Regions from separate parts of the Homo sapiens genome. Here region 2 is linked to region 1. Evidence: chromatin loops called from intact Hi-C (ENCODE). Cell type or tissue: PC-3. All regions are shown on one strand. Each heading gives the region's core, and the rest is flanking DNA. Links, peaks and the distances in the headings are about the cores only.

Region 1 (8,340 bases), core at 184-8,183:
AGCCCTGAAGGAAGTGTGGTGGGAAGGGTCAGATATAGGGACATGGGGTGTGAAGTCCAAAGACCCTGTGAGGGGAGCGAGCTTAGGGTGTCAGGGGCTTGGTGCGGGAAGGCATGCCGTTTGCCTTTTGTGAGGATTAAATAAAGAAAGTTCTATAAAGCACTTGACATAGAGCACATTCTCCAGGGGAGCTGCTGTGCAGGTATTGTTGCCACGGTTGTGAAGAGAGGCAACGCAGCATAGACTTCAGAGCCCTGAACTGCCGGGCTCAATTCCTGACTGCCATTTATAAGATTTGTGACATAGGCAAGTTCCTCCACTTCTCTATGTCTCAGCTTCTCATGTGCAAATAAGGATAGCAACAATACCTGCCAAGGGTGCTTGGTGGACTTAAATGGGTGAATGGGGATCAGCACCTAGGATAGTGCATGGCATGGCACATTAGTGCTAAGTGTTACCTGGCCAAAAGCTTTGGGCCCAGGGCACTGTGGGCCACTGATTTTTATTTTTATTTTATTTTATTTTATTTTATTTTGAGATGGAGTCTCGCCCTGTCATCCAGGCTGGAGTGCAGTATGTGATCTCGGCTCACTGCAACCTCCGCCTCCCGGGTTCAAGCAATTCAACTGCCTCAGCCTCCTGCGTAGCTGGGACTACAGGTGTGCACCACCATGCCCAGTTAGTTTTTGTATTTTTAGTTGAGACGGAGTTTCACCATGTTGACCAGGCTGTCCTCGAACTCCTGACCTCAAGTGATCCACCTGTCTCAGCCTCCCAAAGTGCTGGGATTACAGGTGTCAGCCACCATGCCTGGCCCGGCCCATTGATTTGTACATGGTTCCCAGTGGGCCACAGTGCCCTCAACCTGAAGCTTTTGGCCAGTTAACACTGGCCTCAGAGCCATGTGCCAACCTCTCAGGGGGTTCTCGCTACTGTAAAGAGGAGATGACAATGTCTGCCTCTGAGAGTTGTGGGGAGCACAGAATGAAGGCTTCCTATTTAATAGATCTAAGAAGCATTTGAGGACGGGCTATGGTTAGCCAGACACGGTTGTGGAGGACAAGGTGTTTCAGTGCATATGACAAGCAAGGTTCATGCCATGATGGAGCTGAAGTGGGGTAGACACAAGCAGATGAACGCGATTATTTCTGGTAAGTATGATGAAGACAGAGAGGCAGGGCAGTGTGGATTGAGAGTGGCTTGGGGATGAATGCCTCTAGTGATAATGTGCAGAGAAGGCTTCTCAGAGAGGGGAGATTTGATCTGACCTGAATGAGACAAAAGAAGCGGGTTCTGGACAGACCTGTGAGTGGGCTCTTCCAAAGGCAGAGGAAGTGCAAAGGCCCAGGGACAGACATGAGAGTGGCATGTTTCGGACAAGGGAGGGAAGCCGGCATGGCTGGAGCACAGACATAGGGGGATGGTTAGAAATGGGGTCAGGAGGCAGGTAGGAGCAGGTCATATTGTGCCTCTTCAGCCCTAGTAGAGGCTCTATGCGGATCTCAGTGCTGTGAAGTGCCACTTGGGGGTATCTGTCAGTGGTCTAAGGAAAGCTGCTAGCACACTGCTCGCTTGGACTGCATTGGGAGCTTGTTAACTGGGAGACATCCGTATACACACTATTGAGTGTGTGCGTGTTGATCTCCAGGGTAGGAGGATGAAAACTACTGTTTTGATTTGCTTTGTTTTAAGTGACAAATTATTTTGTTTGAAACTAAAACTGGAATGTCATATAAATCTAGGAATTTGGACTCTGGTGTACACAATAGGTGGCCCACTTGGAGCCTTTTTAATCTCTCATGTCCAGTTTTTTTGAAGGTATTTGCAAAAGGTCAGGGGGCATTTGGAGAGGATGTGGAGGAAACTAACAGGAAAAGTAAAGAAATAATAGGCAGGGTCTTGTTTTTGAGTTGCCCAGTACAGTGCCACTCCGGATGAATGTTTAATAAATGCCTTTTGGTGCTGACCTCTCCCCAGGTGTGCTATCTGCAGCAGTACACGGGGACTGGGGGCAAGAAAGGGCTAGCATCCACTTCCTGTTAATGATTCTTTCATCTGACCCTCTCGATAGCTCTGGCAAATTGACAGCTACTGTGTAAGAATTGTAACTATACCAACTGTAACTGGGGATTGCACTTTGAAAGCTCATGAAGTTACATGGACAGTGATCATTGCATTGTATCTTCCTATTGTGGTAAAGTGATCTCCACAGATGGAATTGTGCAGTGCACAGCCTGGGCAGCCATACATGGCTGTCCTGTCTGCAAGATAGATTTTATCCATTTTTTTTTTTTAAACAAGTCACATGTAGCCCACCAGGGTTAGAAGCTTGCCAAGGGCACATAGCTAGGATTAGCAGAAGCTGGATCTGAACGGAGATGACACCCGGAAAATAGCTGCTCCTGCAACTGGCTGCCTCTCACTGTTGGGTAAAACAGATTCAGGTAAATGAAAATAGGATGAGGTAGAGAATGTTGAGGACTGTGAGAGACGAAGGCTAAGAAGAGATCAAGGAAGGAGCAAGTCATTCTGACTTGGGAGGCCTGGACAGGCTTCATGGAGGACAGACTGAGCAGGCCCTTGGCAGAGTTGGGGGCAGGACACCCAGAAGCCGTTTTACCACTTTGTTTTGCAGCCATGTCCCTCAGCCACTTCCCAGCTGCAGCTGCACCTCATCCGCAAGCTGACGACTCACACCCATAATTCATTCATAAACATTTATTTCTATCTAAATCAGCAACTGAATGCGTCTATTGGTGGCGGCGCGGGTGCTGTGCAAGGCACTGATCCACTTTGTGGGTTGGCACAGGGAGGCTGGCTGTGCAGTTTTGATGGCCCTGTTTGAGGAAATTAAGTGTCCTGAGCGGTTGCTTCATAGCCATTTTCCAAGGTGGAAAATCAACATCATTTGCCTGCACTACATAGATAAGGTTGGCTCGGGAGCTCTGCTTTCTCCAGCTTAGAAGAAAGGTGGGACTTCCCTCGTGGGCTTCTGTGTGGGGAAACATACATGGAGGAGGAGGAGGATGATAATTACAATAATCACAAGAGTCCCTAACATTTATTATTTACTTATTAAACACATTATATGCTCCAGGGCCTGTGCTAAGTATCAAAGAGAAGTCCCATCTTTTCTTACTTAGGGTTAGGTTCTGAAGTCAGCATGTAAGAGGCAGAAACTTGTATGTAGCCAGAATTCCCCCTGATGGTCCTTTGAAATTGTCCAAAACTTGCATGGTGTATGTATGCTTTGGAATAGCGGTATTATGTAAAAATAGAATAGTGTGACTTTGCATAAATATATTATCAGTCACTGTCACCCCTCACTCTCCAGCAGGGATATTGAGCATAGGAATTGGGAGAATCACCCAATGTTTTGGTTTATTTCTCTCTCATCCTCTCTTTCCTCCTCTTTTTAATCCCCAGACTCATATATATGACTATTTGAACTCCCCTGAGTTCAGTGTTCATTTAACTCAACCCCACTCTCTCACTTCATGCCTACACTTTTACTGCTGTGTTTTTGCAGAGAAGGATACTGAGACTCCAAGAAGTTCAGACAAGTCCTGAGGTTGCACAGCTCACAGACTGTGGGGCCAGGATGCAGGCCCTAGGTGGGCCAACTCCAGTGCACACCAGCTGTCAGCTCGGAAGGCAGGAGCCTTCTCCCTGGGGCTCTGCCATCTCCTCTGCGGTGACGTCCTTAGACCCCCTCAGCTGACTGCACTTAAGCTTCAGACACAACTAATGATCCAGCTATTACCAACTTGGGCCTCACTTTTAAAAATAAGTGTTTCAACCAGTCCAGCCCTGAGATTTAACAGCCGATATTGTATGCACATTAAACACCAAATGATTGTTAACATATTTATTGAAGCTTAACAGGCATCCAATATATAAAAGATGACTCTTATATGGCTGTCAGACCTCAATAAACATGTTTAATAATTAATTGGCATTAAGCAAACATAATTGTGCAATTCTAAATTAAGTGCTCAGTGAAGCATATTGGGAATGGAAAACCACAGTGTTTTATAACTTAAAGTTCAGGCTGTCAGTATGGCTTTTTATAGACCAAGAAAAATACCCTGCTTTTGAAGACACGACCTGAGCCTCCTGTTGGCCTCATACTGAAAGGCAGGAGTTTTCTTGTTCCTAGACCCTCAGATCTGATAGACATTGTTTTGTTTGGCTTGTCGTTTGCCTTCCTGTGTATCCACTTTTGGAGTTCTGATGTCCCAAGCCAAGAGTTGTGTGATGTGATAGAGTTTTTGCATATCAGCTTTCAGTGGAATGACCAGTTTTGCTACAAATTTGTTCTGTGAAGTCACTGCCAACTACTGGATTAGTGAATACTGAACCATTGCTCCTAGAAGAAATGCAGGGTTAGGTTCCTGGAAGCCTCTGGTCACAACATTTTTGTCAACTGATCAATCATAACCTTGTTTTATGTGTGTCTCTGTTTAACATCACCTTATTTGACATATACAGTTAATTCATGAACATTGAACTGAGTTCAACAGCACTGTCACTCATGCCTGGAGGAAGTTTCTCTAACACTCATATTGTCTCCATAAGGCACTTCACAGCCTTCTTGCACTGATAACACTAAGTGCAAGCACTTCCAGCACTTTGGCACTATGCGTGGGGGCCACATGAAACAGCAAAGTCACCAGTGAAAAGCACAAAAATGTGACAAATGTGGGACGCTCACTAGATCATGAAAAGGACATTTGTTTACAATCCAAGGGCTGAAACAAGAAGGCAGAATGTGGCCTTGTTTGACCTCCGTGGGAACGTGTGTGTCGGGTGACTGTAATTTTTTGCCACTCTCTGCATGTCTGACAATGACCATGAAAGCACTGCAAATATTGATTTTGGGGTTAAAAATAAATTTCAGCAAGTAGGCAGATTCACAAATACAGAATCCATGGATAATGAGGATCGCTTATAACCAGATTCCAGCAAGTGCAGCCATCTGCACATCTAAGCGTCCTGCATCTTCTGCCTGCCTTTGCACGGTCTGTTCCACCTGCCTGGGACACTGTCCACCCAGTCCCAATGGTGCTTTTGCTCTTGGTAGGGACACAGTAAATATTTGTTGAGTTCAACTGAGTAGTTTTCAAATAAGGACCCAAAGTAAGTGTCATTTGAAAATGCACTTTACTTTTCTTTAGTCATCATTTCTTTCAAAGTTCCTTGCTGTTATTTATTATTTCAATTTAGTTAATATTCTCCCTTGGCTTAAATTAACTTCCTATCTCTCACCTGCCCATAAATCCTTCAGAGACTCTGAAAATTAAGCCATTTTCTCGACTGGCAACGAATCCCTTAAGATTCATGCAGGAACAAGGAAGAGATTGTCCCCCACGGGCACTCCTGGCTGGGTCGGATCTGTGTGACAGTGAAAAACTGTCCCCAGGATCCCATTCATATATGAAACCCATCCACATCTGCCCTACGGGGAGGTGTGGAATCAGACTTAAAACCTCCATAAAAGAAACACTGGAAAGTGCTGCCATAACTTTTGAAAGTCACTCTTCAGTGGCAATCCTTGGAGTTGTGATGGGCAGATAGGGGATGCTCTGAGACCACTGGGGCCTTCTTGGGCCTCTCACACAGTTTCCATTGCAGCCCCACCTGGAAGGTTTGGAGCTGCAGGTGGGTCTTGGCTCTGGAGTCCAGGAAAGCTATGGGTTCTTCAGGGATCTTTTGGAAAATTATGTTTTGGAAGACTGCAATTTTATTCCTGAGGATATTAAAACATAAATAAAGGCATATTATGAAATTCATGCAGTGAATGAAGATTTTAAAAGTTAGAAAGTAAAGGCCGGGCACGGTGGCTTATGCCTGTAATCCCAGCACTTTGGGAGGCTGAGGCAGGCGGATCACAAGGTCAGGAGATCGAGACCATCCTGGCTAACATGGTGAAACCCCGTCTCTACTAAAAATACAAAAAATTAACTGGGCATGGTGGTGGGCGCCTGTAGTCCCAGCTACTCGGGAGGCTGAGGCAGGAGGATGGCGTGAACCCAGGAGGCGGAGCTTACAGTGAGCCAAGATCGTGCCACTGCACTCCAGCCTGGGCGACAGAGCGAGACTCCGTCTCAAAAAAAAAAAAAAAGTTAGAAAGTAAAAAGCAGATAGCAGCAGTCTCACCATCACCGAAATACACACATTTTTAATATTTGGGTGCATTTGGTCATTTTCTCTCTTTCTCTCTCTCTCTTTCTCTCTCTCTCTCTGTGTGTGTGTGTGTGTGTGTGTGTGTGTGTGTGAGAGAGAGAGAGAGAGAGAGAGAGAGAGTTCTTAGTATAATTTTAGTCATACTGCATAGAAACGTTAGTATTCTTTTTTCCCCCACTTAACATGGCATCATAGACTTGTTATCTGGTGTTACCTAGTTCACATAAGCCTCATTTCAGACAGCTGCAAATTAGCCACTTGGTTGGTTGCACTGTAGTTTGCTAAACATTCCACTATTGTTAGACATTGTTTCTAGTTGGTTTTTTTTTGTTTTTTTTTTTTAAACTCTTTAAATAACAGTGCAATCTATTTTTTCATTTTTTCCTAAAGTTAGCAGTCTGGGATTATTCTTAGCCCAGATTTTCAAAAGTAGAGTTACTGGATCATTGGGTAGGGACACTTTTAAGGCTCTTGATAATGTCACCTCATTGTTACGAGTGTGGGAGAGTTCCCATCTCAGCAGATCTTCCAGCATTGGGTTATCATTTTTGAATCTTCGCTAAATTTTAATGGGAACCAGAGTTTGTTTCCTCCCAGTGGCAGTGCTCCACCAGACATCCAGCCTAGAGTGCCCAGGCCTTAAACAGTGTGTGCATGTGTACACTAACTACAATCTATATTTTTAATTTTTTAAAAAATGGATGATACTGGCAAGTAATTGTTTTGTGCTTTCTCCAGTATTTCTTGAAAGTATCTTATCTTCCAAAAGTTTCTTAGTGTCCTTTGGTTTTTATTTGGATCTGTTTATTCTCTGTGCCTTTTTCTTTTTCTACCAATGGAAAATGCAGCTCTTGAGGATGACGATTGCCAAACAAAGGCTCGGAGACGAAGCAATCGGCGTGCGACACTTTGCAGCCCATGAGCGTGAAGACTTGGTGCAGCAGCTAGAGCGAGCTAAGGAACAGGTTCTCACTAACATCTATTCAGAGTGGGGGATGCATTTGCACAGCTGGACACAACACAAACAAGAGTGGACTGTGCCCCTCGTTTCTCAGAGTATGGGGTGCCTGGGATGCACGTTGAATGCTTTTACTTCCTCAGCACTGCACTAGGGTCCCAAGCTGACTCTTGGGTTTCTGGCCTCCAGCAGGCAGGTCTGCTCCCTGCTATTGGGTACCATTGTTCTGAACACAACAAGAAACGTTCCTCCTAGCCAGGATAGACAGGGAGAGAACAACACGTGACAAACTGGCCTTACTTTGCAAGTTTCTGCTAAAATGCTGAGCAGTGCCTCTTAGGCAAAATCTCAACAAGTGCAGAGCCCTAGTTAGGTAACAACTAAGAGAGCCTAAAGTTCATTTTCTTCCTCTTACTAACTGAAGAGCAGAACAAGATTTCTGGGTCTAGAGTGGATTTGAAAAAGTATGGATTTGTAAGACACTGGCAGCTGCAGGGCATCCTGAAGTTGGCGAGGGTTCAGTTCTGGTTTTCTAAGCTGCTGCACCTCTCCTGTCTTAAATATAATGAATGTCTGGCAGGAAGTCATCCCTCGCTTTTAGCTGTTATTGTATTTCAGTGTGTGGCGCTTATGGCTTTAGGGCATGCGGGTAGTGTTAATAAACTCTCTAAAAATCAGTCAACCAAGTGGGAGGCTCCATCTCTGGCCATAAAGCTGGAGCCTGAGGAACATCTTGAGTAAGGGCTCTCCCTGTGGTTTTAGATTGAGTCTCTGGAGCACGACCTGCAGGCTTCTGTGGACGAGCTTCAGGATGTTAAAGAAGAACGGTCTTCCTACCAGGACAAAGTGGAGAGGCTCAACCAGGAGCTGAACCATATCCTGAGTGGGCACGAGAACCGCATCATTGACGTGGACGCCCTGTGTATGGAGAACAGGCAAGTGGCCAGGCCCAGGCCTGTGCGTGGGAGGAAGGCTGGCTCTGCACAGGCCTGCAGGCTGGGAGTTATTTGCAGCCCTATTTATTTTGGAGAAAATTGCCTTACAAGTGAAAAGAAACTCACTCCCCCGAAATGATGACATCAATGCCATGTATTAGTTGCAAAAGTGAAAAAGGAAAGCAGCCCACACCTACACAGTGCACACATCTCCCTTCTCTTTCCCTACACCTTCCTTGGTAGGTTGAGAAGGGCGAGGAA
Region 2 (8,340 bases), core at 238-8,237, 88 kb after region 1:
GACATTAATCTACACATTTAAGAAGCTCCATTAACTCCAAGTATGATAAGAACAAATAGATCTACATTTAGATACACAATATATAAACTGTTGAAAGCTAAAGACAAGCTTGAAAACAGCAAGAGAAAAATAACTCGTCATGTACAGCGGGACAATACAATTAACAGCTGACTCCTTATCAGAAACAGAGGAGGCCAGAAGACAGTGGGAGGACATACTGAAGGTGCTGGGGGAGAAACATCTGACCACAAGAAATTAAATTAGATGTCCTCAACAGAGAAAATTGGGAAATTCACAAATATTTGAAAATTAACAATCCACTTCAAAATAACCAATGAGTCAAAGAAAAAATCACAAAGGAAGTTGAAAAATGTGTTTAAGTAAATGAAAATGAAAACACAACATATCAAAAATTTATTAAGTACAGCTAAAGCAGTACCAACAGGAAAATTTATAGCTTTAAATGCCTATGTTAGTAGAAAAAGAAAGATCTCAGATCAATACTTAAGCTTTCATCTTAAGAAACAAGAATGAAGGATGAAAGTAAACCCAAAGCATGCAAAGAAAGGAAATAATAAAAATTACAGTAAAAATCAGTGAAATAGAAACAAAATAATCCTGAAAAATCAATGAAACGAAAAATTTGCTCCATGGAAAAAATCAGTAGAATTGGCAAATTGTTAACTAGACTGACTAGGGGAAAAAAGAGACAGACACAAATGACAAAAATCAGGACTGAAAGAGGGGAATATCACTACCTATCCTACAGAAATTAAAATAATTAGAAGGGATTAGTGTCAACAATGTTATGGAAACAAATTAGGTAACTTAAATGTAACTTAAATGAAACTAAAGGATGCACATTATCAAATGGACTCAAGAAGAAATAAAAACATATGAATAGACCTATAACAAGAAAAGAAATTGAATTTAAAATCTCTTCACAAAGAAAACCCCAGAGACAGATAGCTTTATTGGTGAATTCTATCAAATATTTAAATAATAAAAATACAAATCCTTCCAGAAAATGTAGAATGGAAACACTTTCCAAAGAATTCTATGAAGCAAGCATTACCCTGATGCTAGTCAAACATATTACAGGGAAATAAAACTACAGACTAATAGTCACATGAATATAGATAAAAAACTCCTCAACAAAATATTAGTAAAATGAATCCAGAAACATATAAAAAGAATTATATACCATGACTGAGTGGGGTTTATCTCAGTATTGCAAGACTGGTTTAATATCTGAACATTAATTAGTGTAATGCACTATATTAATAGAATAAAGGACAAAAGCTACACAATTATCTCAACACATACATAAAAAGCATTTAACAAAATCCGGCACTCATTCAAGTAAAACATTTTCAACAAACTAGGAATAGAAAGGAACTTTTCAACCTGATAAAGGGCATCTATAAAAATCTTACAGCTAATATCATATTTAATAGTGAAAGATCTAGTGCTCTCCCCTCAAGATCAGGAACAAAGCAAGATGTCTCTCACCACTTTCTACTTAACATTGTGGCTAGAGGTTCTAGCTAGTAAAGTAAGAAAAATATTTTTCATTGAAATGGTTCCGATTAGAAAGGAAGAATAAAATGGTCTTTATTTAAAAATTACATGATCGTATGGGGAGAAAATCCTAAGGAATCCACTCCAATTATTTTTAAACTACTAGAATGAATATATGAGTACAGCAAGTTGCAGGACAGAAGATCAATATATAAAAATCAATTGTATTTCTACATAATAATACACATAACAATCTACAAAATGAAAATAAAATTTCCTTCACAATAGCATCAAAAAGACTAGAGTATTTTGAAATAAGCTTACCAATAAAGTGCAAGACTTGCACACTGAAAATTACAAAGCATTGCTGAGAGAAAATAAGAAAGATTTTAATACATGAAGAGACATTCTATGTTCTTGGATCAGAAGACCCAATATTGTTAAGGAGTCACACATCTCCATGCAAATCTACAGATTCAACACAATCCCTATAAAAATGCCAGAGTACTTTTCAGAAATTGACACGCTTATCTTAAAATGTATATGAAAAAGCAAAGGTCCCAGAATGGCCAGAACAATTTCAAAAAAGAACAATGTGGGAGAACTTTCACTTCAAAACTTATTACAAGCCTCTCTCTGTTGCTGCTTCTCTTCAGGAATTCCCTTGCTCTACTTCCTTCCTAGATGATGACCTCAGAGCCATAAACTTCGGGTTTCATCCTGTAAGGGACTCCCTTCTTAGGCCACCCTGTCTAGACACCACCCAATAAAGCTTGTTATGTATTACTGCATCTCGTGGTCATATCTTTTTCCTTGATCAGCCTCCAAAACCTTTGAAACTCTTATGATAACACAAATGACCCTTTAAAACATCATCAGAAGCAGGAAGCCAGACACAAAAGATTATGTATCGCATGATTTCATTTGTATGAAATGTTCAGAAAAGATATATATGTACAGACAGAAAACAGATTAACACTTGCATGATGTTGGGTGTGTGAGTGGGGATTGACTTCAGATAAACATGAGGAACATTTCTGGGGTGCTGGAAATGCTGAATTTTGGTGACGGTCCCACAACTCTAACATTTACAAAAATCATTGAATCGTACCTTTAAAACAGGTGAAGTTTCTGGCATATAAATTTTATCTCATGAAGTGGTTTAAACATTATAGTTGAGTGATGATTCCAAAAGAAAGAGGCCAGGCATGGCGGCTCACACCTGTAATCCCAGCACTTTGGGAGGCCAAGGCAGGCAGATTATTTGAGGTCAGGAGTTCGAGACCAGCCTGGACAACATGATGAAACCCTGTCTCTACTAAAAAACACAAAAATTAGCCATGTGTGGTGGTGCATATCTATAATCCCAGCTACTAGGGAGGCTGAGGCAGGAGACTCGCTTGAACCCAGGAGGCAGATGTTGCAGTCATCCGAGATCGTGCCACTGCACTCCAGCCTGGGTGACAGAGCGAGACTCTGTCCCAAAAAAAAAAAAAAAGAAAGAAAGAAAGAAAGAAAAAGAAAGAGAAAAAGAAGAATTAATAATGGGTATCAAAACACAGTAAATGCCCAAAGCACTTTGTGCCTCAAGCTGTTGTTGATTCCTGCTGTCATTGTTGGAAGTTAAGTGTATATAGAGTCATGCATGACTTCTATAGAGCTACGGTGCTATCTTTCTCATTGCTCATCAATGTAAGTTTCAGTTCTCTGCCTTCTGGGCATAGTGTGATTGTACTTGCTGGGTCCCAGTGGTTGATGCAACCATGTGACTGCTTCTGACTAATCAGTTGTGGGTCACTTCTGGGATCAGACTTGCCAGTGGAAGGAGCTCCAGGGTATTCCTTTTGACTGTCATGGTGACTGGCAATGTTCCATATGACTGAGACTCTGACAACCCCTAGTCAACCTTGATGGACAAGTAATGCAGGTAAAATAAATATTTGCTGTGTTATGCCCCTGAGACTTGGAGGATATTTGTCATCAGAGAATAATTTAGTCTCCTGACTGATACAAGGCAGCCTTATTGGAACCCAGTATTTTTTGGTCTGAATCTTAGTCATATCAATTGTCACTAATGGTTGTAGCACCATTTACAGAGCAACTGCTATGTCTCATATGCTCTGCAAGGTACCTGACTTATCCCTAATTCTCATAGCACCACTTCTGAGTAGAAATTACTTTTTCATTTTACAGATGAAAAAACTGAGCCTCAGGAAGTCTCAGTAATCTGAGTAAGAAGATATAAGCCTGTCAGTTGCTAATATGAAATGCGCTTATTTATTCAACAAATATTTGCTGTTACTTATTACCTACTGATCGTATATGCTGGGCACCAGGACTATGATGGTGAGCAAGACAATCACAGTTCCTCCTTTGCAGGGTTCAGATGCCACAGCCCTCCCCTAGAGATTCATTCAGTTATTTGAGGAGTGGACTCTGGAATCAATGCTTTCCAAAAGCTCCCGGGTAATTACACTGAGCATCAAGGGTATAAGTCACTGGTTTGGAGTCCAGCAGGCCCAGTTCTTTTGACTCCAAACCCAAAATGTCCAGTCTCATCGCAAAACCTCTCACTTTTATAGATCCTGTGCCAGGTTTGACTGGGCCGAAGCCATCAGCTCATGTCCTCTCCTCATGTCCTCTCATAGACTTCGTCATAATCATCTTTGTACCCTCAGCTGTCTCCCTCTCTTTCTCTGCTGGAGGTGTCTGTGTTACAACAGAATGTTTGAGCTGGGCAAGATCCTAGTTATAAAGATCAGTGGTTTTCTAATGTTTTCAAGCTATTAATGCCTCTTTTTTCCAAAACAAATTCTTATAAAAGCACAATATATGATGCAGATATTGAAAAAGACCTGAATAGAATTAGGAGTGGGATCCAAAGGTTGTTTTTGCTCTTTTTCCTTCTCACCTGCGCAGCTTTCTCCAGAATTCCTAGAGCTCTGAAGGACATAGTTTGAAAACTACCAACATAGCCCTATGATCCCATGGAAGCCACTGGCATAGCCCTACTCCCCCATGAAAACCTCTAGTGTAGCCCTGCTATCCCATGAGAACCACTGGCGTAGCCCTACTCCCCCATGAAAACCACTGGTGTAGCCCTACTCCCCCATGAAAACCACTGACATAGCCCTACTCCCCCATGAGAACCACTGGCGTAGCCCTACTCCCTCATGAAAACCACTGACATAGCCCTACTTCCCCATGAGAACCACTGGCATAGCCCTACTCCCTCATGAAAACCACTGACATAGCCCTACTCCCCCATGAAAATCACTGGTGTAGCCCTACTCCCCCGTGAGAATGACTGGCATAGCTCTACTCCCTCATGAGAATGACTGGCATAGCCCTACTCCCCCATGGACACCATTGGCATAGCCCTACTACCCCATGAAAATCACTGGTGTAGCCCTACTGTCTCATGAGAATGACTAGCATAGCCCTACTCCCTCATGAGAATGACTGGCATAGCCCTACTCCCTCATCCTGTGGGCAGAGCAACTGAGCCCAAGAGAAAGAAGGACTTCCCCAGGACTCCACTACTTCATCAGTGTCAGACACTGGGGCATCTTCTCACTCCCTATCTAGTGCTTATGCCACTACAACACAGAGCCTCCCACACCATGTTCCTCGTAGCACCAATGTTCTTCTAGAATCTGAAAATATCCAACCAAGCAATAGCAGGACCAATCAGAAAAGGCCCTTTGGAGGAAGGAGTGGCTGAGCTGAGGCCTGGAGAATGAGTTGGTGTTAGGCAGGCCAAGGGAGGCAGCTTGTATTCTAGCTCAAGGAAGCTGTCTGTGCAAAGGCCCTGAGGTGAGACAGACAGTGGTAACTTTAGCAGCTGACAAGTCTAACCAAGTCTTAAGAGATGAAGCTGAAATTACTACCAGGGGCCAGATCATGAATGACATGCTACGGAGTTTGAACTTGGCCTTTGTCCTAAAAGCAATGAGAATAACCTGGAGAAATTATATATTACAGAGTCTCACTCTGGGTCTGGTGAGGAGGGTAGTTTAAGTTAACAAAGAGTTGACACAGACAGCACAGTTCAGCTGCTGTGATAACACATAAGGGGAAGCTTAGTACCAGGGCAGTGAAGGCATGGGCAGACTGAATAGGGAGGCAATATTGGCGGGGCCTGATGAATGATCAAGTCGGGAGGATGACAGAAAGGAAAACACCAAGGATGGAGGCTGGGTTTATCTCGTGGGCATTTGGGTTGATCATGATGCCTTTCACTGTGACAAGGAACAGAGGAGCAGGAGCCTGGAGTGAAGAAGGTATGAGAGCCATCCATCAATCAGACGCACTTGTCTCTAAAAATCAGGAAACTCAATCCCAAATGGCTGAGACGATAAGGGTTTGCACTATCTCATATTACAAGAAGTTTAGAGGAAGGGGAGTTTCCAAGCTGGTTAATTCAGGAGCTCAACAAATGTATCAAACACCCAGGTTCTCCTGACTCTGTGCTGTCACCCTCAGTGTATCTGTGGGCACACCTCATGGTAGCAGGATGGCACAGCAGCCCAAGGAGTGACACTGTCACACATTGAATCAATTTCCTAGGGCTGCCCTAACAAAGTGCCACAAACTGGGAGCTTAAGACAATAGAAATGCATAGTCTCACAGTTCTGGAAGCCAGAAATCCAAAATCAAGGTGTTGGCAGGGTTGGTTTCTTCTAAAGGTTCTGAGGGAGGATCTGTTCCATGCCTTTCCCTTAGCGTCCAGTGTAGTGTAACACTTGGTGTTCGTTCCTTGTCTTACAGCTGCAGAATTCCAATCTCTTCTTCCATCATCAAATGACACTCTCTCCATGTCCGTATCTTATAAGGGCACCAGTCATATTCGATTAAGGGCCCACTCTACGCCAGTACGACCTCATCTTAACTAATTACATCTACAATGAAGTCATTCCCAAACAAGGGCACATTCTGAGGCACCAGGGTTAGAATCACAGTATATCTTTTTGGGGGGACATGATTCAATCCACAAGCCACACCAAGTTAGAATGGGGATATGATGGTTCATTTTCTGTGTCAACTTGACTGGGCCACAGGGTGATATTTGGTCAAAGGTTATTCTGGGTGTTTCTGTGTGGGTATTTTTGGATGAGATTAACATGTGATTCAGTAGACTGAGTAAAGCATATTGCCCTTCTTAATGTGGGTGGGCCTCGGCCAATCAGTTGAAGGCCAGAATAGAGCAAAAAGGCTGCCCTTCCCATCGAGTAAGAGAGCATTCTTCCTGCCTGACTGCCTTCCAACTGGGACATTGGCTTTTGTCCTGCCTTCAGGAAACACGAGTTCTTCCTGGGTCTACAGCCTATCAACCTTTCAACTGGAATTTACACTGTCAGTTTTCCTCACTCTCAGATCTTTGTGTTTGGGCAGGAATTAAATCATTGGCTCTCCTGGGTCTCCAGCTTGTAGATCTTTCGACCTGCCAGCCTGCTTAATACATAATAGCATGAGCCAATTCCTTATGATAACTTTCTCTCTGGCTCTCTCTCTCTCTCTCTCTCTCTCCACACACAGACACACACACACACACAGAGTGATGGTTAATACTGAATGTGAACTTGATTGGATTGAAAGATGCAGAGTATTAATCCTCAGTGTGTCCATGAGGGTGTTGCCAAAGGAGATTAACATTTGAGTCAGTGGGCTGGGAAAGGCAGACCCACCCTTAATCTGGATGGGCACCACCTAATCAGCTGCCAGCAAATAATAAAGCAGCCAGAAAAGCATGAAAAAGTTAGACTGACCTAGCCTCCCAGACTACATCTTTCTCCTGTGCTGGATGCTTCCTGCCCTTGAACATCAGACTCCAGGTTCTTCAGTTTTGGAACTCTCTCTGACTCTTCTTGTTCCTCAGACTACAGATGGTGTATTTGTGGGACCTTGTGATCGTGTGAGTTATTATTTAATAAACTCTCCTTTATATATATCTATATATCTATTCCATTAATTCTGTTCCTCTAGAGAACCCTAATACACACACACACACACACACACACACACACACACACACACCCCTCTTATTGGTTTTATTTCTCTGGAGAACCCTGACTGATACAGGGGTACTAGCTCTTCTTATTATCACTTTTACCCTTTTTTTTTTAGAGCTAAGAAGCCTTACTCAGAAGCTCTATTCTCATTGGCCAAATTTGGTGAATGAGGCTAAAATGATTGCCTTAGACCAACCTGAATTAATCCAAGCGACTCAGGGGAGACGTGGCTACTGGAACAAAATTAAGAATCCAGCATGGAAGAATGAGGAAAGGCCTGCCAGTGTCAGCTGCAGCAGAGGGCAGAGGAGTTCACGGCCAAGCACGCCTAGGTCAGGACCCAAGCATACAGGCACAGCAGATAGGAGTTGGCCAGAGACCAACAAACTCAAGTCGAGGATCCAGTCCAGCGAAACATTTCCTGGTGTATCTTTCTCAAGGCCAGGACTCATCCCAGCAAATGAGTCTGCTGGAATCTCTAAGTGTGTGGAAATGGGAAGGTGCTGAAGGCAGACCCTGTCATCCAATCTTAACAGGAAGAAATATTTCCCCGGCTACGGAAATGTAGAGATGTTGGAGATTTTGCCCACTTGTGTCCCATGACTCATTCTTACCCTTCAGATGAATCTGAAGATGCTGCTGCCCTTCAGCGAGTCCTCAGTGGCAGACACATCATCCGTCCCTGAGAGGCAGGCTGTGAACATCCATTATCACAGAAAGTAAGTCCATCTCCACACACTGGGTGTGGCAAAGAACTGCAAACATGGGGTCCCTTCTCTTCCGGCACTTATACTCTACTCCAAATCCC

Evidence for each region. Peaks named below come from ENCODE experiments on the same cell type or tissue, not always from the same donor. Only the 100,000 strongest peaks of a DNase experiment are listed, where the experiment ranks them.
Region 2: it touches region 1 in a loop (4-fold over the local background); 1 of 110 quality-filtered maps calls a loop at or near these places.

Annotation. Positions count from the first base shown.
Region 1 is chr4:24,836,967-24,845,306 of GRCh38, reverse strand. It overlaps CCDC149 (coiled-coil domain containing 149), which reads left to right. Exons shown (of 13, transcript NM_001395273.1): 5 at 7,035-7,151; 6 at 7,907-8,079. Among named protein-coding and RNA genes, the nearest start is that of SOD3, 46 kb to the right of the region's middle. In PC-3, for the core only: a CTCF peak has its summit at 4,154; a DNase peak (open chromatin) is centred at 4,276; H3K4me3 peaks cover 419 bases; H3K27ac peaks cover 1,907 bases.
Region 2 is chr4:24,748,693-24,757,032 of GRCh38, reverse strand. No RefSeq gene overlaps it. Among named protein-coding and RNA genes, the nearest start is that of SOD3, 43 kb to the left of the region's middle. In PC-3, for the core only: no CTCF peak of the experiment used is centred there; a DNase peak (open chromatin) is centred at 3,362; H3K27ac peaks cover 3,174 bases.